Linked DNA regions of Mus musculus: regions 1 and 2 are each linked to region 3. The links are chromatin loops, found by intact Hi-C in ENCODE. Cell type or tissue: heart. All regions are shown on one strand.

The links. Hi-C counts contacts between places; a loop is a spot of excess contacts. Peaks named below come from ENCODE experiments on the same cell type or tissue, not always from the same donor. Only the 100,000 strongest peaks of a DNase experiment are listed, where the experiment ranks them.
Region 1: a loop joins it to region 3, with 3 times the contacts of the local background. A loop is called at or near these places in 11 of 42 quality-filtered maps.
Region 2: a loop joins it to region 3, with 5 times the contacts of the local background. A loop is called at or near these places in 9 of 42 quality-filtered maps.

Annotation. Positions count from the first base shown.
Region 1 is chr2:83,720,287-83,728,286 of GRCm38, forward strand. Itgav (integrin alpha V) reads left to right here and starts at 4,111. Exons shown (of 30, transcript NM_008402.3): 1 at 4,111-4,633. The coding sequence starts at 4,449. In heart, a CTCF peak has its summit at 4,077; DNase peaks (open chromatin) are centred at 4,105 and 4,735; H3K4me3 peaks cover 3,013 bases; H3K27ac peaks cover 2,740 bases.
Region 2 is chr2:83,767,801-83,775,800 of GRCm38, forward strand. Itgav (integrin alpha V) reads left to right here. Exons shown (of 30, transcript NM_008402.3): 9 at 495-538; 10 at 892-948; 11 at 2,253-2,305; 12 at 3,335-3,537. Among named protein-coding and RNA genes, the nearest start is that of Fam171b, 41 kb to the right of the region's middle. In heart, a CTCF peak has its summit at 3,796 (motif pointing left); a DNase peak (open chromatin) is centred at 3,781.
Region 3 is chr2:83,639,478-83,647,477 of GRCm38, forward strand. It overlaps Zc3h15 (zinc finger CCCH-type containing 15), which reads left to right and starts at 5,101. Exons shown (of 10, transcript NM_026934.3): 1 at 5,101-5,250. The coding sequence starts at 5,176. In heart, a CTCF peak has its summit at 4,902; a DNase peak (open chromatin) is centred at 4,984; H3K4me3 peaks cover 2,479 bases; H3K27ac peaks cover 1,456 bases.

The sequences.
Region 1 (8,000 bases), 81 kb after region 3:
TGCAGAGGCCATGGAGGAATGTTCTTTACTGGCTTGCTCAGCCTGCTCTCTTATAGAACTAAGACTACCAGCCCAGAGATGGTCCCACCCACAAGGGGCCTTTCCCCCTTGATCACTAACTGAGAAAATGCCTTACAGCTGGATCTCATGGAGGCATTTCCTCAACTGAAGCTCCTTTCTCTGTGGTAACTCCAGCTGTGTCAAGTTGACACAAAACTAGCCAGTACACATATGTTTTGTGTTTGTTTGTTCTGTTTTGTGGCAGTGCTGAGGATTGAGTTCAGGGCTTTATGAATATCAGGAGACACTGTACTACTGAGCTATATTCCCAGCAGTGTGGGCTACATAGTGAAATCTTGTTTGTATAACAACAACGAACAACAAAAACAGCAACAACTAAAATGAGGTAATTGGAGTGAAAAAAGTAACAACGTTAACTCACTTCCAAGACTCTTATATCTAAATGGTAGAATTAATTTGGGTAAACTATCTTCATAGTAGTAATTACTACTTCAAAACCAAATAGAAAAAAAAAAATCTAATTGTAAAAAATGCTGAATCTGTACCAAGCCTTTAATTCATTTTGCTCCTGAGATTTAAGCCTAATTCAATTATGTAATTAAGATCTCCATATTAGTGAACATAATCATTTCCTGTTAAATCCAAATATTTAACATTTCATGAAAATCCCCTGGCACATTTCCTTGATGATAGATGGGTAGAAATTCTTAATTATCCCTTTAGCTTTAGAGGAAGTAATGGTGGAGACTCCAGAAAAAGCCCCAAGTGAATCATTTATAAAGGTACTAAAGCTAGGGAAGGGACCAGCCCATTCAAAACTTGGAGAAACACTCCCAAGAGCTTAACTCAAATTTGTTGTCTAAATACCGGCCATTGGAGGACCTTTGACAGAGTGTCTGAGACTCTCCATAACCTAAAAGTGAGCTCACTCTGGCTTCAGTAAATGATAACTTTGAAAAAGCAACAAAGCTGCCACACAATGCAGCTGTTTTAGCTATTTAAACCAACCAACCAACCAACCACCCAACCAACCACCCAGGAATATATATATATATGCTGTTTTAGAATTTTATGATGATGATGATGATGATATTTTTGAGACAGGGTTTCTCTGTGTAGCCCTGATTGTCCTGGAACTCTCTCTCTTAGACCAGGGTGGCCTCAAAGCCAGAAATCTGCCTGCCTCTGTATCCCCAGTGCTGGGATTACTGCCTTACAAAATAAAATAAGTAAATCTTAAAAAAAGAGAGTAAGAAAAAAAGAAAAAAGAAAGTACTACTGAAAACTTAGATAATAGCAGTTTGAACAAAGATAGAAACACTATATTTTCTTGAATGTACATTGTAAGGACTTATAATCCAAGGCTGGAATGGGGATTCACAGTTGTCAGAAACTCGCTCTTTCTGCTCTGTAACTCTTAGATCCTGACCTCCATTGCTAAGCTTCCCATGCTCACAAAGCCGATGTGTAGCTCTTCTCACAGCCAAGCTGTAAGAAGAGAGGACATAGACTGATGGAACCCTTTCTTCCCATCAACCTTTTTGAAGATCCCCCGGGCAACTTATATTGGCATCTTTGGCTGTCTCTACAGGAACTTCACCAGCACCCACACTATCATCTGTAAAGGCTTCTGGTTGCAAGTATTCACTTTTCTCATCAACTTAAAGGAAATACATTTTTAGAAGCTTGACCTTTAATCTCCATTAACCACAAGGTCATGTGTATACAAAAGGGAAGAGGCGGGGGGGGGGGGGGAAAGCATTAGCAATCATTTGTAGATTTGCTGGCCACATTTCAGACTATCCCATGATTCCATTTATTCCACAGTGTAAGCACAAGCGGCCGAAGAGCTGTGCTCTGATGGTTTAGTTTAAGAAATTCTGAAACAGGCATGTGACACACACCTGTAATCCCAGCACCTGGGAAGTGAAAACAGGAGGATCAGGGGCTCAAGGTGAGCATTCTCATCTCGAGGCTCAAGTACATAGAGAGTTTGGGATCAGTCTGGGGTGCATGAAGCCTTGGTCAACATGGGGTCGGGGGAGGGATACTCAGAAATTACAGTTGAGGAGAGTGGAACACTTCTATAATTTCAGTACTTGGGAGACAGAGACAGGAGAATTCCAATTTAACCTGGGCTAATAAATGAGGGTGTCTACTAGCCCACCCCACATAAAAAAAAAGAAAGAAGCAAAATATTTTGTTAGCAAATTGTAAGCGTAGTAGAAATGTTCAACTTTCTGTGTTTAAGTCCTAGTTAGATTGTTCATTTGTGGAAGAAGCACAAAGAATAACTTCCAGACTTGGAATTTTTGTGGTTAAAGAACTGTATTAAGGTGGGATTTTAAATGGCTATAGTTAGAATAAGCTGTGCAGTTTATTCACATGTTAAGAACAAATCTCAAGTAGTTATCATGTAAGAAAATGCCGTAGTTTTTCATTTCCATCCAGTAAAAGGCACGATTTCTTTCAAAAATTGTGTGTGATGACCATCTGAATGAGAAACTGAAAATCCCAGACTTGTCTTTAGTCTCTAGACCTGAGGGTACCCGACTGGCCGGCAGCATGGTTTTCAGAAAGAGATGCAGAGAACACAGGGAGTGCACAGAACATTCTTGCTCTCCACGAATCATTGTCTGCCTCTTAAACCCCACATTCTGATCCCAAATGGTGACAAGGAATGAAAGAGCAACCACAGGGTCTTGTGTATAAGTATCCACACAGGATTTCCTGTCTCTGAGGTGGCTTTTACATAGGTATTAGCCTGTGGCTGATAAGATCTCCCAACAGTTTTGCTGCTTATTTTTTACATTTTAAAAATCAACTTGCTTAACCCAACTAAGGCTATCCACACCCCCACACATGATTACTTATGTTATGAGATGAATGCATGCTGACACTGAGGTGTTTTTTCTGCTGTGTGAGACAGGGATCTTCTTATGTTGACTGGGCTCAGGGGGGCCTACTGCCTCTGTGCTTAGTCTGGGACTGATTTTTAATAACTGTTTTGGGAAAATAGTTCAAATTCTCCACTACTTTACTTGGAAGTATGCAAGGCCTAAGCAATGCATTTATATTTAATCATTTTATCCTATTGACCAAATTCTTCATTCCTTCTTCTTTCTTCGTCTCACCCTTCTCCTCTTCCTCCTCTTCCTTCTTATCTTGCTCCTCCTCTTCCTCTTCCTCCTCCCTTCTGAGACAAGGTCTTACCTGTAGGCCTGGCCAGCCTGGAATTTGCTACACAGACCAGATCCTCCTGCTTCTCACTTCATGGTGCTAGGATTAAAAGCATTTGCCACCACATTAAAAGCATGGATCACCACTCCCGGCCCATTCATCAAATTGTTTAGCACTTGATATACATAGAACACAGGAATACTGAGCAAATTTACAAAAACAAACAAAAAAAAACCAAAAAAAACCAAAACAAAACAAAAAAGACTTATTTTGTGTGTATGGGTGTGACCCACGTACATGCCTGATACACACAGAGGCCAGAAGAAGAATTGGAACTGGAAAGCAAGAAACAGAAAAGAAAAAAGGAAAGGAAGTAAAAGAAAGAAAAGAGAAGATCCAAGCACAGGCTTGAAGTCTTCTGGGTGGATTTGAGAGGCTCATCACCTAAACTTTGCCTTGCAACGTTTTTGTCAGCCAGTGAGATCCAGTTCCACACACCGCATCCGGGAGGAGCTGTGCTAGCCCTCTGGGAGTTTATAATTAAGTTCAGTGTGTGGAGGATGGAAGGGGAGGGAAATGGCATATAATTACAGAGTTCTGTTGGTGAGCGCCTGCCGGGCTAAGTGGCAGAAGTAAGAGAAGCGGATAAAGCTTTCCGCATTCTTAAACAAAAGTCCCTCAGAAGTGCCTGGAGGAACCAGGGAACGGGGTGTGCCTGGTTCTTTTTCTTTTGATTGCAGCCAGTCCCCGGCTTGCAGGGCTTCGGCTGGAGGCGCGCTGCCACTGCCCCCCTGGTCCTTTGGATCTGGGCCGCAGTCCCGGGACAGCCTCGGAGGACCGGCCGCCAGCGCGCACGGAAGTGCGCCCGGCCTTCTCCTGTGGGAGGCCACCGTGAGCGCGACTTCCTCTTTCGGCGGGGCGGCCCGGCCTGGCCGGCTCCTCCTCCTCCCCGGCCTCCTCCCCCAGTCCGGGCTGCTCACGGTTCCGAGGTACTGTGCTCGCCCCGCCACTTCTCAGCGCCAGGCACCGCGCGAGCCAGCGACAGAGCCGGAGTCCCGGGTCGGACACCGCTCCTCCTGGGTGCCGCCCGGCTCAGCTTCGCGCCGCCCGGCCGCCCCGCCGCCCTTGACCGCAAGCGCACAGCACAGCTCGGCAGTTCGGGGGCGCGCAGGCGGCGGGCCGCGGCCACCGAGCACCGGGACAGGGACTGAAGTCTTTCGGCTCTGCGCCCCGCGCGCGCCCCGGCGATGGCTGCTCCCGGGCGCCTGCTGCTACGCCCTCGCCCCGGCGGCCTCCTGCTGCTGCTGCCGGGTCTCCTGCTGCCCCTCGCCGACGCCTTCAACCTGGACGTCGAAAGTCCCGCCGAGTATGCGGGTCCCGAGGGAAGTTACTTCGGATTCGCCGTGGACTTCTTCGAGCCCAGCACGTCCTCGTAAGTGGCCGCGCTCGAGTCCCCAGGCGCCCCCTCCCCCACCGCGCACCCTCAGCGGATCCGCACCCAGCCGCTGGCTCCAGGGTCCTCCCGGCCCCAAACCCGCCTACTCTCTCCATGCCGCGGCTGGCCCAGGTCTGGCATGGATGAAACTTTTGTGGGGATGACCTAACCTGACACTCAGCATCCAGTTTCACCGTGTCCCCAACTTCTTCTGATTGGCTGGGGACAGTGCGAGAGAGCTTTGAAGGAGCTCTGTTAAGCATCCAGGAAAAGTGAGACATCTGTACAGGCTTGTCCTGCGAGACTTTTGGCCATCTCTTGTCATTCCGTAACTTGCTTCACTTGGCCCCAGAATTTTTTTCTTCCGTATCAACCAGTTAGCCTCTTCCTAGTGCTTTTTGCTTTCTGAAATTAGCTCTTCCTTCGTCTGATTCTCTCTCTCTCGCTCTCTCTCTCTCTCTCTCTCGGTTTTTTTCCCACTCCTCTTCTAGACACTCCGATGACTAAAGTGACCAAATTGTTGTATTAATTTGTAAAGGACTATGAGACCTTTGCGCGTTTAAGGTCCACCAGATGAATGGAATGCGTCATCTGCTCCTTTCTAGTCCACTATTTAGGTCATTGTTCAGACAGAGCGAGGGTGTTTGCTGAGTTTTCACTCTCTGCAGGTCACTTCAATGCTGAAGAATACAGCAGGTCACGTAGGCTTTCAAATTACTCACGTCCCGTGTTGCAAAGTTCCTGAGGATTTGTGACGGCTAATGTCGTGTTTTTGGATTAAAGTTGTCTTTGACTCAACGCTGGCATCATTCTCATCCCTACTAGTGTAGGAAACCCCGATTAAATTGATGTTTTTCATGTCTATTACATTGTATTTCCAAAGAAACGGTTTCTTTAGTTACTTCTTAGTGTACCCCTTGGGGTAACAACATATTTTTTTTTTACCACAAACCCCCAACTCCCCCCCCAATTTAGTTTTGGGGAGGTGCAAGGCATAATTTTGATGGGTAGGTGATACAAGGTTCATTTGAAGGTGACCTAAGTATTTGTCTGAGGTAGTTGGGGCAGCCTCCAGGGTTTGTCACCGTTTTCCTGAACACTGATGAGTATCATAGGAACCAGTCCTTAAAGCAACCTGTAGCTTGGGTGGGGTTGGCAAAAATCGACATTGTTTATGTAGAGCACGGTTTGATTCACATTGTCAGTGCTTTCTGTTAGACCTGAGCTCACACTCTCCAAAAAAACAAAAACAAAACCAAAAAACCACAGAAGCACCAATTGCAGACATTTAACCACTCCCGCCATGCGAATGATCTCTTTGTATGGATAGAGTAGAGCTTGGGGTTCTACTCAGGGGCCCAGGCTGCTGAGTCTGTAATATACCTCTGAGCTACAGCCACATCCACTCTATCAGACCGCTTTAGTTAGCTCACTGTTTAAAAGTTTCTCCTTTCCATGTATTTTTTGTTTGTTTGTTTGTTTTTGGTTTTTCGAGACAGGGTTTCTCTGTATAGCTCTGGCCATCCTGGAACTCACTTTGTAGACCAGGCTGGCCTCGAACTCAGAAATGCGCCTGCCTCTGCTTCCCGAGTGCTGGGATTAAAGACGTGCACCACCACACCCGGCTCCATGTATTTTTTTAATTGTATGCTTTTTACATCATGGCCACTGCACTTGCCCCCTGGGTGTATCTTTTAGATTAAATTATACAGAAATTTTTCTGACTGAAAATATATTCTCTGCCTTACAGGAATTAGCAGTTAAATACTTCAGAGTTGATGGAGTGTTTTGCAGATGTTATTACTTTTTACTGTTATTAATTTAGTTGGTTTTTGTTTTTGTTTGTTTGTTTGTTTGTTTTTTTGCTTCTGTTTGTCTATGGCAAAGATTTAGTATCCAAGATACATCCAGAAACATGGCAGGCTGGCAAGCTTTTAATTGTCTTTTGCCATGGAAAACAGCAGTTTTGAGCTGTTGGTGGTATTTACTATTGTTGATTGCAAGGAATGTAACTAATCTTTGGAAAACATATGGATATGCAATGAGCTCATACATTTACACAGTCTCATGTTTACAGGAACTTATGCATGAGTTTTAATAGTAAGATATTGTGGAACTTTGGAGATTGCATGTTGTATTTTGAAACAGTCACTATCAACTTTGGTACCAAGAGACCAGCCTAACATAAAAAAGAAAGCAACTTTGAGGGGCCCCCTCCCTCCCAATACACCTAAACAACGGTTTATACTTACTGACTCTTCCAGATTAAATGAAGATTATTACAAAATTATACTTAATCTTAAAATAGAAAAAAACCAAAACCAAACAAAATTTCAGATGGTGGTAGCACATGCTTAAATCCTAGGACTCTGGAAGCAGAGTCAGGCAGATCTCTGAGTTGAAGGCCAGCCTGGTTTACAGAAAGAATTCGGGGATAGCCAGGACTACACAGAGAAAAGCTACCTCATCCCACCTGCCAAAAACCCAACCAAACAAAATTATGCTTAGTATTGGCAAAGGCACCTGTATATTCACTATATATTCAGCAAGCATTAGAATCCACAGTATTGTATGTCATTATCTGTTGCATATATTGATAGTTCCTTTTTTCCTTTCCTTTCCTTTCTCTCCCTCCTTCCCTCCTTCTCTCTCTCTCTCTCTCTCTCTCTCTCTCTTTCTTTCTCTCTCTCTCTCTGCCTGCCCGTGCCTCCCAAGTGCTGGGATTAAAGGCATGCATTACCATGCCTGGCTTAAAAACTTTTAAAGGAGAACTATGTAGTAAAATGTTAATAAAAGAGCTCCCCCTATGTGAAAAAAATTGATTAAGGAGGAGAGTAGCTGTGATCCCCACATATTCCAGTTTCAGAAATCTAAATACTACGGAACGGGTTCACTTCTTCTTTTTCTTTTTCTTTTTGTAAATTTTATTTATTTGAATTTTATATATATGATGAGTACACTGTCCCTGTCTTCAGACAAAGCAGAAGATGGCATCAGATCCCATTACAGATGGTTGTGAGCTGCCATGTGGTTGCTGGGATTTGAACTCAGAACCTTTGGAAGAGCAGTCAGTGCTCTTAACCGCTGAGCCATCTCTCCAGCCCCTCTTTTTTCTTATAATAGAAGATTATGAGTGAGAATATCATCTTCATATTGTTATGGAAATGAATGCATCAGTACTCACTAAAAAGAAGTGTTAAGCAAAGCTTCCAGAATGGAGCCGGGCATTGTGGTAGAAAATGCTTAGAAAATGCATCTGTAATCTTAGCACTTGAGAGATGGAGGTAGGAGGATCAGGAGTTCAAGCCCCACTTATGTCCTGTGTTCCAGGCCTGCTGGGGTAACATGATACCTTTTCTCAGAA
Region 2 (8,000 bases), 130 kb after region 3:
ATCCTCCCCCCCTGCTTCTATGAGGGTGTTCCTCCACACACCCACCCACTCCCATCTCCCCACTCTTGATTCCCCTACACTGGGGCATCTATTGGGCATTCATTGGACCAAGGTCCTCTCCTTCCATTGATGCCTGACAAGGCCATCCTCTGCTACATATGCAGCTGGAACTATGTGTACTCCTTTGTTGATGGCTTAGTCTCTGGGAGTCCTGGGGGGTCTGGTTGGTTGATATTGTTGTTCTTCCTATGGGGTTACAAACCCCTTCAGCTCCTTCAGTCCACTCTCTAACTCCTCTATTAAGGACACTCAGTCAAGTGGTTGGCTGCTAACATCTACCTCTGTATTTGTAAGGCTCTGGCAGGGCCTCTCAGGAGATAGCCATATCAGGCTCCTTTCAGCATGCACTTCTTGGCATCCACAATAGTGTCTGAGTTTGGTAACTGTAAATGGTATGAGTCAGTAATTAAGGTTTTATTCCCCCCCCCCCCCAGATTTTGTCTCAGGAGTTCCAAGAGCAGCAAGGACTTTGGGAATGGTAAGATGAAAAAGGGTGTTTTTAAACCTATGGGGGAGAATGGGCTGGGGAGATGGTCAGAAGATATCTCAAAAGCATGAGGTCTGCTATTTGGATTCCGGGTGGGCATCTGAAAGGAGGCCCATCACGCTGTAACCCTGGTGCTGTGTAGAGACAGGTGGACCCCTGCTGCTCACCAGCCAGTCACCATACAAATGAACGACTGCCTCAAAAAGGGATGAAGACACTCAACTTTGACACATGTACAAGCACCCTTCCCCTCCCCCCATGCCCATATCTCCACAAACATATTCATATGCCACCCCCATCTGTAGATATCATTAATTTTAAATATTTCTCTTTTTTTTGCACAGGTTTATATTTATGATGGGAAAAATATGTCCTCTTTACACAATTTTACTGGTGAACAGGTATGGTATTAAAATTCACACCCCGTTATGAAAATTCACTGAGGAGAGTGTAGAAAGTGAAAATACAGAAGTCATCTGCAGAGTAGCCTGACACACACTGCAGAAGGCCCCTCTTGCTGCTGCTGTTCAAGTCTGCATGACAGATTCCATTTCCAGTGTGTTATCTTGTGTCAGTCAGTGTTTTGTGGAAATAGTTTAATAGGTCCATACATACAAAGCTATAAATAGAATTATGACAGGCTTTGGGGTTTTTGTTTGTTTTTTGTTTTTCTGAGACAAGGTTTCTCTGGATAGTCCTGGCACTCACTATGTAGACTAGGCTGACCTCAAACTCAGATCTACCTGCCCTCTGCTTTCACTGCTCACCTGGTTTCAGATATTTTACCTTTGTTTTTATTTTTATTTTTTTTTGAAGGCAGGTGCTGCATTTATTGTAGCTCAACCTTTGTTTTTAAACAGAATATCATGGTTTAGCAAATCCTTTTGTCTCCGTATAATATAGCTTGTTTTTGTTTGCTGCTTTTTAAAAAATAAAACTTATACAAAAGCATAAAATTTCCTTGATATCATCAATGTTTCCTTAAAGAATTATCCAATTGGGGCCGGGGAGAATTACCCATGAAGCCTTTAATTCTAGCACTAGGGAGGCAGAGCCAGGTGGTTCTGTGAGTTTGAGGCCAGCCTGATCTGCAGAGTGAGTTCTAGGACAGCCAGGGCTACCCAGAGAAACCCTGTCTTGAAAACCCCATAATCAAAAGAAAAGAAAAGACAAGAAAAGGATGGCTTACGTGTTTTAGTTTTATCAGGTGCCAAAAGCACACTACAGGTGTGTATATTACTGATGACATATGCATAGCTGCATTGCAAAATATAAGTTCTTCATTTTAGTACAATCCTTTTGGAGTGAGTAGAGATGTTTTATAACATTCTCGTTTGTGTGTCTCAGGGAACTAAGTTACAAATTGGTAACGTCAAAGGAGAAGTTACACAGTGGGCAGAGAAAGGTCCTCCCAGTGTTGTATGGAGGCTGGAGCCTCTTTCCTGCTGTGTTAGGCTCAGAGAGAGGAGGGATGAAAAGCCTCATGGCTTAGGCCCTGCGATGATGGACATGAAATGTGTTCTGCTTATAAATCTAGAAAAATTAAAAAAGCCTCATTAACGGATGGCCATTGTCTTAGGAAGCAGACAAAAAGACCCTAAATGCACAGAGAAAGAAATCAGCCTTTCTCTAAGATATAAATATTAGTGTAAATGTTCATCTGGCTGAATGAAATGTAAATGTTTTGTTCTATCTTCTTCTTCAGATGGCTGCGTATTTTGGATTTTCTGTAGCTGCTACTGACATTAATGGGGATGAGTAAGTTTTAAAAAATTGTTTCCAGAAACCATTTTTCCTCTGTGTTTATAAGTGCTTGACTAAAACTAAACAGTGTTTCTTCTGTTTCTTTGTCTTCTTCCTGTTACTCTTCTGTCATTTTAAGAAAACAAGTTGATGCTCCCTAATAATAAATATGAGGAAATCCTTGAGTTGGTCCTAAATTTTAACTCTAACACAGTGGTTCTCAACCTTCCTGATGGTGTGACCCTTCTTCATGTTGTGGTGACCCCCAACTATAAAATTATTTCATTGTTACTTCATAACTGTAAGTTTGCTACTGTTATGAATCTGATGTTACAAATATGAATGGAAGTATCTGATATTAAGAATATCTAATATTCTGCCTCTAATATTTGCCTCTGACCCAACCAACCACTGGGTCAAGGCCAATCGGTTGAGAACCATTATCTTAAACCAGGACAATGTAATTTTATGAATAACCTACCATTGAGCCATGTAGTTATAAGAAGCCTGCAAACGGGTGGGAAGTGGAGACTGAGTGAAAAAGAGGAGTTTTAATAAGAATGTGCTGATGAGGAGCTGGAAAGACTGCTCAGTGGGTAAGAGCACTGGCTTGTCTTGCAGAGGGCTTGGGTTTGAGCCTCAGCACCCACTTGGTGGCTCATAACCACCTAAATCCAGTTCTAAGGGATCCAAAGCCCTTTTCTGGCATCTGAGGGTGCCAGGTACACATGTGGTACACAGACACACATGAAGACCTGGTACCCCCTTACTCCTAGAAGAATCAGGTGGATCTCTGTTAGTTTGAGTTCTGCCTGGTCTACAGAGCAAGTTCTAGGACAGCAAGGGCTACACAGAGAGACCTTGTCTCAAAAAGCCAAACCAACCAAGTAACCAACCAACCAACCTAACCAACCCAACCAACCAACCAACCAACCAACCAACCAAATAAAAAAACCCACCCATAGAATAAAATAGAAAATTAAGAGGAATAACAACTGTCAGATAGAGTTTGATTTTGTGTGTGAGGATGTTCTCTTCTTTCAGTTACGCAGATGTGTTTATTGGAGCCCCCCTGTTCATGGACCGAGGTTCCGATGGGAAACTCCAGGAGGTTGGCCAGGTCTCAGTGTCTCTGCAGAGAGCAGTGGGAGACTTCCAGACTACAAAGCTGAACGGCTTTGAGGTTTTTGCCAGGTTTGGAAGTGCCATAGCTCCATTGGGAGACCTGGACCAGGATGGCTTCAATGGTAAGATCCAAGCGCCTTTCTGTGTCACCAGAGGAAGTCCTAAAACACCATGTACAGGAGCTCCTATGTGCAAACCTCCCGGAAAGATGGAGAGCACATCACAGACACCAAATTTAAAACCAGATTGCTATTTCTTTTTCCTTGAAAATGAGCAAAAAATGTCAAAACTTGGCTTTCATGAGCTAGAGATGATTGAATTCTGAAAGGAGCCTCCAATCTCAGGGAGCCCTCTGCATCCTGCTGCCTGTCAGTGCCCTCTAGTGTCCATTTGCTTCCAAGTGAAAAACTACCTCCCAGCCTTTGTCAAAGCAGTAATGACTTAAAGCCTAACTCAGGCACGAGTTTCCACTAGAGGTTTTTTTTTTTTTTTTTTAAATAGTCGCAGCTTTATAGTGAAACCTCAGAGAGAGGTTATATATCTTTTCATGGGGACTTGTAAATGGCTTATGCTCATTGTGTTATGGTGGCCTTATATTTCAATAGTTTCAGATACCTTTTAAAATAAAAGTTGGCTTTTACTACACAGCTCTTTTCCGAAGCCTGAAATACAGATTAAAAATTAGATACATAAAATTTAGGTTACAAGGATTTTTGTAAAAGGATAGTGAGGAGAGAAGAATTGTTGGTTTCTTTGCATAATCAGCAATATATTTGGGTTTAAGCAACATATTAGAAAGTTATTAGGAAGAAGACTCGATAAATTCAGTGGTACAGATGACTCTGACTGCATAGTGGAAGGAAACACCTCCATTCCTGCCCTGTGGACAGCTGTGTGTCACAGGCCAGTTTGAATAACCTTAGAAGATTTCAGACTTAGGGAATAACTAGACCAGGGTATATTTTGCTTCCTAAAATAGTCTTAAAATTTTTTTTTTGTCATCAAAGAACATAGCATTCAACCTTAGAATAAAGCTTATAACAAGTTATGGAAAGACCACTGTAGGTCACTGCTCACTGACAGTAAAACCTGGAGGTAAGAAAGAAAACTGTATTTGATTTTCTACCTTGTGTAAAATTATCAGGTCCCTTTCATTTCAGCTGGGCTCTGTCTCCCAGGCTTTCTGGAACAACTAAGACAGAAAGCTGTTGCTTTGTTCCAAAGGTATTCCAGTCACTTTAAAGTCACATTTCCTGGATATTGTCATCTTGCTTTTCATATTTTTGTTATGTTATTTGACAGCATGTGTAAACAACAGCAAAAAATCTTTGAAAAGATTTTTACAAAGAAGTTTTACTGTTAGGAGATAAATACCTTAGGAGGTGTTGATGGTCTGTAGGGAACCGTGAATGGTAATTCTTTAGTGGAAGATTACCTGAGCCATGTTTATGTAAACATGCATTTTTGTGCTGTTAGTTCCAATCTCATTTTGTTCAGATCTGGTAACAGTGAATGCCTGTTTCAGTCCTCCACCTCACTAGGTACCAGCAAAAGGCGAATTAGTTACGTGTTGCTGTTACCAGATATGAAGCAACTTAAGGGAGTGTCTTAGTTAGGGTTTTACTGCTGTGAACAGATACCATGACCATGGCAACTCTTATAAGGACAGCATTTAACTGAGCCTCACTTACTGGTTTAGCGGTTCAGGCCATTATCATTATCATCTTCATCTTCAAGGTGGGAACATGGCAGCATCCAGGTAGACATGGTGCAGGAGGACCTGAGAGTTCTCCATCTTCATCTGAAGCTTGCTAGAAGACTGTCTCCCACATGGTCTTTTAGCCCATACCCACAGGGACACACCTACTCCATCAAGGCCACACCTCCTTATAGTGCCATTCCCTGGGCCAAGTATATTTAAACCACCACAGGGAGAAGGGTTTTCTTTAGCTTACAGTCTGAGAGCAGTGGCAGCAGAAGCATAAAGTACCTGGTCTATCTGTCTATCTGCAGAATGCAGAGCACAGATGGGAAGTGAGGCCAGATGATAAGGCCTCATGGCCTGCTCCCTCTCCCTGAAACACTCATCCACTTTCCCAGTCAGGGTCCACCTCTGTGATGTCCCACAGCTCTCCAGGTCAGCGCCACTAGCTGGCGACCAAGTACTCAAACACAGGAGTCTATGGGCTGAGGGACAGGACATTTCACAGTCAAATCACAGCAAAATGGATGTGGAAAAGGAAACATTAAGTTAGGCTTTGTATTGTTATGTAGACTCGGGTAATTCTGTGCAGTTTTTGTCATTATTGCCTAACAAAACAAAACAGAGGGAAGGGTTAAAACCTAAAGAGAATGCTCCACTATGGTCATAGCAGCCTTATTTATAGTAGCCAGAAGCTGGAAAGAACCCAGATGTTCCTCAACAGAGGAATGGATACAGAAAATGTGGTACATTTACACAATGGAGTACTACTCAGCTATTAAAAAGAATGAATTTATGAAATTCCTAGGCAAATGGATGTATCTGGAGGATATCATCCTGAGTGAGGTAACGCAATCACAAAAGAACATACATGGTATGCACTTACTGATGAGGGGATATTAGCCCAAAAACTTAGAATATCCAAGATACAATTCACAGAACACATGAAACTCTAGAAGAAGGAAGACCAAAGTGTGGATAATTCGTTCCTTCTTAGAATGGGGAACAAAATACCCATGGAAGGATTTACAGAGACAAAATTCGGAGCTAAGACAGAAGGAAAGACCATCCAGAGACTGCCCCACCCAGGGATCCATCTCACATACAACCACCAAACCCAGACACTATTGCATATGCCAGCAAGATTTTGCTGACAGGACCCTGATATAGCTGTCTCTTGTGAGGCTATGCCAATGCCTGGCAAATACAGATGTGGATGCTCACAGCCATCTATTGGATGGAACACAGGGCCCCCAATGAAGTAGCTAGAGAAAGTACCCAAGGAGCTAAAGGGGTCTGCAACCCTATAGGAGGAACAGCGATATGAACTAACCAGTTACCCCCTCCCCAACTCCCCCAGAGCTTGTGTCTCTAGCTGCATATGTAGCAGAGGATGGCGTAGTCAGCTATCAATGAGAGGAAAGGCTCTTGGTATTATGAAGATCATATGCCCCAGTACAGGGGAATGCCAGAGCCAGGAAGCAGGAGTAGGTGGGTTGGGGAGCAGGGCAGGGGGAGGGTATAGGGGGCTTTGGGGATAGCATTTGAAATGTAAATGAAAAAAATATCTAATAAAAAATTAATAAAAAAAACCTAAAGAGAACAGTAGTGCAATCCAGGGAGGAAGTGAGATCATGACAGTGCAAGTGGCTCCAGACAGCAGCAGAGAGGGAGACAATAACTGTGCATGCAATATTGACGGGGTTAGAAAGAGACAGCTCATACTAAATAACCCCATAGACTAGAGCCATCTTTTTCTGGGAAACTAATCAATATTTTCTTTTTTAATTAATGAATTTAATTAATTTTATGTATATGTATACACCAGACACACCAGAATATACTGTAGTTGTCTTCAGATACACCAGAAGAGGGTGTTGGATCCCAATACAGATGGTTGTGAGCCACCATGTGGTTGCTGGGAACTGAACTCAGGACCTCTAGAAGAGCAGTCAGTGCTCTTAACTGCTGAACCACCTCTCCAATCCCAGTCAGTATTTTCTTAATGCATATGTTAATTTGAATTATCTTTTAAAGACTTAGAAAAGGTTAAAAGGACTACTTTACATGATGCAAATACATATTTTCAAAGAATGACATATTCTTAGGGCTTGTGGCTACCAGATAGTCTTCTAGGTGCTGAAAATCAGAGGCTAGTCAAAGCTGGAATGATGGTGCACACCTTTAAGTGGAGCGTTCTGGAGGGAGAGGTAAGCAGATCTCTATGAATTTGAGGCCAGCCTAGTCTTCATAGTGTGTTCCAGGCCAGCCAAAGCTACATAGAGAGACCCTGTCTCAAGCAAAGCAAAACAGCAAGAAACAAAGAGGTTGATCACCTACACACATCCTTAGTCAGGTGGTGGTGGCACACACCTTTAATCCCAGCACTTGGAAGGCAGAGGCAGGTGGATCTCTTGATTTTGAGGCCAGCCTGGTCTACAAGAGGGAGCTTGTACATAGAGAATCCCTGTCTCCAACAAAACAAAACAAAACAAAACAAAACAAAACAAAAAAGAGGGTAATCACCCACACACATTCTTGAGGAACTCAGCGTGCAATAGGGTGAGTGTATATGTAGGAAATATTCTTTTTTAAAGAGCACTAGAATGGAGTTACCATGGTGTTTGAGATATTTCCAGCCTTGATGGTCTCACATAAAGAATGCAAAATCCAGGCATGTTTAGTATGTCAGGAGATGTTACCAAGGAGGCATAAGGTTGTTAAGTAAGGACACTGAGGCAATTTGGTATAGCTGGTATCAGGGCCATTATAAGTCAAAGAGATGTCCATGTTTGGACTGGTAGCACCAGAAGAAGGAGGAATTGGTATGTTTATCTTCAAGCCACCATTTAGTGTCACATAGGATTGCTTTAAAAAATCAAA
Region 3 (8,000 bases):
GAAGATGAAAAACAGGGGAAGATATATGGCTTAGTGATTAGAAGCCCATATTGCTTTTTCAGAAGACCGGAACGTCATTCCAGTACCCATGGAGGGCAGTTCACATCCACCTGTAGGTCTAACCGAGGGACACAAAGCCCTTCTCTCACTGCATGTACACACACACACACACACACACACACAAACAGCATATGGATACATTTATCAGGCCACATTTTCTACTTTTTGAAAAGATTTCTTTATTTTATGTATATGAGTACAACGGTGTGTCTTCAGACACACCAGAAGAGGGCATCAAATCATATTACAGATAGTTGTGAGCCATCATGTGGTAGCTGGGAACTGAACTCAGGACCTCGCAAAGAGCGGTCAGTGCTCTTAACAAGTGAGCCATCTCTCCAGCCCCTCAGGTTCGAATTTTAACAAGTAAAATACAAGTGCCAGTAAAACCACTGGTCCAATCTTCTTTTCAGTCTTCTGCGCAGTGAGACAACCAGTGTCATTATGGGGTTTAAGTATCATTCAAACCTAGAACTTACAAGTAAATAATTTAGTAACATTAATACACGTTATATACTGACCATTCCCCTTTCCCACAATCCCTCAAACACTGCTGCATCTTTACATCCCATAATGATATCAGGAAAACTGGACAGTAGGAGGCAACAAATGTGTGCATCAGCATGGAGACTTCATCCTGAAAAGCTCCCTCTGTTGCAATATTTTGTTGTGACAATTCTGCACCCCATAATTATTGGGAAATTCTTCAGACAGGACTGGGTGCTCATGTCATCTTGGCAATGAGGCTTTTATTAAATTCATCTCCAATAACAAAACTAAATATAAAATTAAATATATTACTAGAGAGCAAATGAGGAAGGAATTCTCGCCCCATTCATCTTTGATGTTTTGTATGCAAGCCTGGCTTTTAACAGCTGAACCATCTCTCTGGCCCTGCATCATTCATTTTGTTGTTTCTTTGGTTTGGTTTGGTTTGGTTTGGTTTGGTTTGGTTTGGTTTGGTTTGGTTTGGTTTGGATTTTGTAGGTGGTGGTGTTTTGAGATAGGGTACCTCTATATAGTCCTGGCTCTCCTGGAGCTCACTATGTAGACCAGGGTGACCTTGAATTCACAGACCTCCCTGCCACCGTGTCCCAAAGACTGGGATGAGAGTCCTTTTCCACCACATCTGGCCACACCATTCATGTTTATGAACACACTTATGGAGCTCTAAGAGACAAGGTGCAGTAGGTACTATTATTCATCAGTAAAGACATCAAGGTCTTACTTACCATAGTCTAAGTTGCTGCTTTCATCATATGATCTTCCATATGAATTCTTTGTTAACTCCACTGACTCACACTTACTGATCCCTGATTTATGTAATTCATCATGGTTTTGTGAAAAAATAAGAACAAGATATAATCACCAATCCTAGGCCATTCATAAACTCCAGAAAAGAATAAAATCCTTATAGAGTTTAGACTTAGCTTCTAAGACAGTAACTGTATTTAAAAAAAAAAAAAAATAGGGGAGCAGGGCAGGGGGAAGGGTATAGGAGGCTTTGGGGATAGCATTTGAAATGTAAATGAAGAAAATAAAAAATAGTAATGCCTGCTAGAGTAGGATTGTCACTAATGTAACTATAGAATGGTCGTGAATGTAATATAAAAACCTTAAGTTTATGGAAAAATAAAAACCTGTGATAAAACCATTCCTACATGGTTAGAAAGAAAACATTTAAGTAATAGGGTTACACCATCAAAGTTGTATCAGAGGACTTATTTTGAGAGTAATACTGGGTGAAGAAATTGGAACAAGATAAAGAAAGTAAAAGCCCCCTCAAAATAGTCCAAGTGAAAATGCAGCCTTGAAATAAGATTGTGCGATTGAAGGCAGGCATCTGAGTTATACTGAAGAGGAGAACAATGTGGCTCATAAGAAAACACTTGCTCACCACATGTAAGGCCTCCAATTCTACCCAAACTGAGGGAGGAGGGGCGTGGCTATGATTTGACTAAACTTGGAGGTTGAAGAAAAAAAAAAACAGTCCACTAACACTTCTAGCTATGGCACCTACATGGAATAGAGACTTTTTTCTTTACTTTTCTTTCTTTGTACAATCATATATGTAAGACCTTGAAAAAGCTCTAAGGCATGAGACATAGTGGTATATGAAGGTGGAAAATAGGAAAAGTTGGCCTCAAATGAGGAATATCAATTGAAGTGACAGAAGCTAAAAACCATTCACTCCTGTGCTAGGGAAAGTGCAGACTCCTAGCACTTATTGCAAGAGGACATGGGAAAGCACCGGAAAGCTATTACTAGGGAACAGGCATGATTGATGGGGGTCATGAAAAGTGGTTTAGGCTTCAGTGAAGCAAAACAATATTTGGAAACTGTACATCTCGACTTCTTGACAAATGCCATAATAGTTATTATAATGGTAGCAAGAAGTATTTCAAACAGAACCAGATAAGTTATCCACTTAAGAAAATGTTATGTCACTGTAGGTTGCGGTGAAGGGTTACAGTACAGAAACTCAAATTGACAGGTTAAAAGAGATTTTACATGCTCTGCTGGCAAGTCTTTTGTCATAGTTTATTTTGGAGGGGAAAATGACTTGAAGGAGACTGTCTGAAAGTCAAAGGACTTGAAGCATTAAATATTTAAATAAAAACACTTCTAGAAGGTACCTTCCCAACTCAGGAGATGAGTCAGCAATTTACATGGTCAGTTAAGTTAGCCTTATTTTTATCAAAAGATTTGGAATAAAATAGCTTCTGCTCACCACAGTGGCAATGTCTATACTCTAGTCCTAAGCCTTACCAGAGTACTACTACCAGAGTACTACTTTGCTGGGGTTTCCATAACAGAGTACTACAGATTTGATACTTAAACAAGATGGAGGCTATATGCACAGAGTAAGGTACTATGCAACCCAAGCTGGCCTTGAGCTTGCTGTGGCCAAAGATGACCGTAAACTTCTGATTCTTCTGTCTCTCCTTCCCAGGTGATGAGATTACAGGCTTGTGCTACCATACCTGGTTTGTATGATGCTGGAAATTGAACTCAAAGCTTTGACTTGCTAGACTCCGTCCTATCCCTGTGTTTGTCCTGTTCCTGTGTTTGCTTTCTTCTAAGGCCTCTCCTTGACACAGACCTTCCCGCTATGTCTTCATGTGATTTTTCTTGCTTCTGTGCACAATATAGATTCTCTCTTATACCAGGGCTCATAACACAAATCTGCAATTCCAGCTATTCGGGAGGCTCAATGGGAGGATGGCAAATTCAAAGCCAGTCCAGGCTAGAAGTTCAAGGCCAATGTAAACAACTTAAGGAGACCCTGTCTCAAAAAAATTTTAAACTCAATTTTTCCTTTTTTTTTAATAAGGACTCCATTCAGATTGGATTAGGTCTATGCTGAAAGTCTCATTTTAACTTACCTATTTCCTTTATAATGCCCTTATCTCCTAATGTAGTTACATTCTGAAGTAGTAGACGTTGTGAGTTTTGAAAACACAATTCAGCCCATAACAGTTCAGTCCATAACAAATTTTGGTTATAAACAACTAAAACCAACTCTAATTTCCATATAAGAGAATATATTAAGAATATTGGTCACATAGTCTAGCATTAGCATGGGATAGGTTTAGTTAGAAGTTAGGAACAAAAGATAATAGTGAACTATGATTTTTCAGCTATGACTGTGAAATTCTAGATTGTTTACAACTTTTCCATACTTACGATTGCCATAAAAAAATTCTTTAAAATTAGAGACATTAAATGAATCACTAAAAAGGGGGATATTAAGATTACTACATTCTGCTACTACAGGAATTCTTAATCAACTTCTGAAGAATAAATAATACAGAAAAGTAAACTGTCACAGTGTTCCACAAAGGCTCCTGTTGAGTTGGGTGACACTCCTAGGGAGAGTGGAACACATGAAGGGAAGTAGATCACTGGGGAAAGCCCTTGAAAGGAATATTGGGTCCCCTGCCCCTAAGTGTCTCTTTTTGCTTTGGTTGCCATCAGATGAACACTGTCCATTTCCCTCATGGTGGCATTAGGGTTCCAAAGTAGTTTTCTGCTTATGAAATTGTTGAAAAACTAATAACTCCCTTCTCTGGAAGGATGATTCTTCTGTTAATCAATGTAGGTAAAACAGTAACCATGCAAAAGAACAGCCATTCATTGTGTGCTTTTTTAAAGTCAGTATTTGGCTGAATAAAAAATAGTAGATTCATTTGCATATCAAAAGCCATACTTTTGGTTTAGTCTACAATATAAACAGAGCCCTGAAGCAAGACTAACCAGGCTGAAATTCTTATCTTGGATTTTACATTTAGCCACCTTTCTTTCTGCGTTTCATCTCAAACAGTGCTAACAGTTAACCATTCGTACCTCAGTGTAGATGTAATGAGTGAAATCGTGTGTGTAAAGTCATTATGGAATTTACCAAACACTTAAACTAACCTTAAATTGGGCTTGGCCCATACTGTTAGGCTAGTTTGACATAGTAAAATAGTGATTTTTTTTTTTCCGGAATCGTTAAGGCAGCCCCCTAAAATTAGTACAGGACTTGAAGAGAAACTAAGGATTTCACCCACTAGGACTCCACGTCTGACGATCTCCAAATGAAACTTTATTTCTTTACGCAACTTCATACTGAAGGTGCTGCATTGCAACCCTGCCCCTCCAGAGGACAAGACAGTAGCTCATAATTGATGCAGCCGCTCCGTGATTACTCAAGATGGTACTGTCCAGTGCTAACTAGATCTAGAACTCTCTACGCCAGGGGTCTATACAAGTGAGGTGAGGAGGCATCACTCGCGGTGCTAATGAAGGACGAAGCCAAGCAAGTGGCAAGCGCCTCACCAAAAGGAGGCGTCACACGCCGCGCCTTTCCCAGTTCCCACGTCTCATCCACGCCCCCTCCCGGCTCGGCGCAGCCGGAGCGCACGCGCAGCTCCACTTCCGGGCGCCTCGCCTCGCGCCCCACAGTGCATAGCGGCGCCGTGCTGTCGCAAAGGCCACATCCGGGCGGCGAATGAGCGAGTCGCTTTCCGTGCGCTGCGGCGGCGGCTGGGTCTTCCTGCTCCCGCCGAGCTGCCGGACGCCCCGACGGTAGCCATCTGCGTCGCAGTCGGCCCGGTGCCCCCCGCCTCCGCGATGCCCCCCAAGAAACAGGCTCAGGCCGGGGGCAGCAAGAAGGCGGAGCAGAAGAAGAAGGAGAAGATCATCGAGGTACGTCCCCTCCCCCTCCCCGCCGCACCGGGCTGGGGCTCGCCGGGCTGCGGAGCGCGGCTCCCCGGGGCCACGTGTCGGCGCCCGGCCCGGTGGGCCCCGACTGAAGTGGTTCTCGCCGCCCCTCATCGCTGTAGTGAGGCCGCTGCGCCCCCGCGCTCGCCGCGTCTCCACCCACGCGCCCGCCGCGCCCACTCGGCCGCCCAGGGACCCCCGGCCCGGCCTTTCGATGCTCACGACTTTCCGCGGCTCCTCGGGCTGTGCCTGAAAAAACAAGCTGAGTGGCGCTCTGGAAGGCCCCTCCTGACTGACCTGACGCCTTGGGTTTGGTTTTTTTCTTTATCAGGCAGTGAGAGGTAGCGCTGTTCATTTTCAAGAGCCAGCGGACTATTTACCACTTTTTTGTTGTTGTTGTTTCTTTTGGTGTTTGGTCCATCTGGAAACTTTCGTGTCAAGAACAGAGGTTTCCCAAAAAGCGTGGCCCAGCGGTTTTGTACAGAATGCTTCGTTCATACATGGAGTCTGAATTAAACGTAGGCTCTGTCACAGTACCTATGTTAAATTGGGAGCTCCCAGTTTACCTACACACACACACACACACACACACACACACACGAGCGTCTTTTAATGCATTGAACTTGTAGGCATTCAGTGAGTGAGGCAAGGTACTGATGTTCTTAAATGTTCCTCAGGTTACAACGATTGTCTACTTGAGTTTCCTTAAGATAGGTAATGAAATTTCACATTCGATAAACGTATTTCTTCCATACTAATCCTCATTTAAAAGTAAATGGTACCTCATAGACTTGGATGTAGTTGGAAGAAAAGATGACTATTTTACAGCATCTGAGTATAAAGTAACCTTTAGTAGGCTCGTTCTTATTAAAATAGCCAGAATGAATGTTTGGGGTTTCGAAATGAGATGTTTGCTTATGATCGTTTTTTTTCAACATTTGATTGTTATAGCCTTGAAAGATAGAAGTGAGAATTCGCCAGGGTTCCTTTATACACGCTAATGAGATTAATCTTTTGTCAGATTGTATGTAGTTAAAGTTGGCTGATTTAATTTAAATAAAATTAATGTGAACACATCTAATAATTTACTGACTGTTGGAGTTCTAAGGTAGAACTGCCGTAGCCAAACATCTGGAAGCAAAACTGTTGCCAAGCAGTGCTGGTGTGTGCCTTTCATCTCAGTAGACAGTTTGCCTGGTCTACAGAATGGCCAGAGCACACAGAGAAACTCTTGTCCAAGGGAAAATAAAAGAAAGAAAAATAATTGTCACCTTTACATCTGAAGAAAAAAATCAGGATTTGGGAGACTTAAATCTCTGGGAATAATAATCTGGTGGCAATTCAATATTGTGCCAACAAAGGACATTCAGAAATAGCATTTTACTTACAAACTACTGAGATTGAATAAATATAAAATAGACCACAAAACAGTAAAATTTCCATTCAAAAATAAATGTTACAAAACATTATAGAATGTATTTCAGGCCACTTGGACCTATAACCACTTTTAATTAATGAGACTAAAGGGTTTTTTGTTTCGTTAATTTTTGTCACCTGACAGTGGAGATGACACTCAGAAGGGCAGAGGCAGGTAGAGCTCTGAATTCAAGAGTAGCCTGGTCTACAGAGTAAGTTTCAGGACTCTGGGCCTGCGCAGAGAAACCCTGTCTCGATCGAAAGACAACAGCAAAATTAAAGTTATTTATAATAGTCTATTAGCCCTAAAAATCATGAATATATTTTGTCTTCCTTCATCTCTAACAAGATTTCGTTGGTTTTCTAGGGGTTGTACCCAAGGCATCACATTCTAGGGGTGAATTCTACCACTGCTCTGTACAGTCTTAGTCAAGAAGGGTTGGTTGGTTGGTTTCTTTAGTGGTTGCAATATTTTTGTTTTTGAAGTAAAGAGAACTCAACTTTAGCTTTCATTAGTGAAGACATCTCCAAAGATACATTCATTAATGCTGACATGGTGGCATACACCTTTAATCCTACTGGGGAGGCAGAAACAGGTAGATATCTTAGAGTTCTAGGCAAACCTGGTCTGCAAAGCAAGTTCCTGGACAGCCTGGGCTCTGTTACACAGAGAAACCAGTTTCAAAAAAAGCAAAACAAATAAGATAAGTGCATTTAAAGAAAGTATTGATTAAAATTATCCTAATACATGCAGTAATAGAATTAAGCCTAGTTTGGTTTATTTTATAATTTCTCTAACACCGTAGCATGTCTTGACAACTTTTGGAGCTATGCAGTGAGTTTATATTGTGGCTTCTGAGTTGAATTTCATATAAAACAAACAAAAGAAAATTATGTGTGTTTCCTATTATTCTTTTAAGCTGTCTGGGATATCATGGATTTACTATGAGTATGTATTTTCTCCTTGAAATGAATATATCACATAGTATTGTAAAGTTGAAGTTTTATTCTCCATTCACATATTGTTCCCAAACAGTATATAACATTTGTTTACCTACAGCCAGAATAATACTTTGAAATCAGCTTTGAGCAACAGAAATTCTGATCGTAGACTAAGCAGAGCCTGTAATCGCAGCTGAGGCACAAGGATTTCAAGTTTGAGGCAAGCATAGACTACATAGTGAATTCCAGGTCAACCTTGGGTGCAGTACAAAATCCTGTCTTAAAGAACAAAAGAAAAATAAGTATAATTCTTGACTTGGGTTGGGGGTGTGTTTGGATTTAGGGCAAGCAGATTAAAAAAAAAAAATATGTCCTCT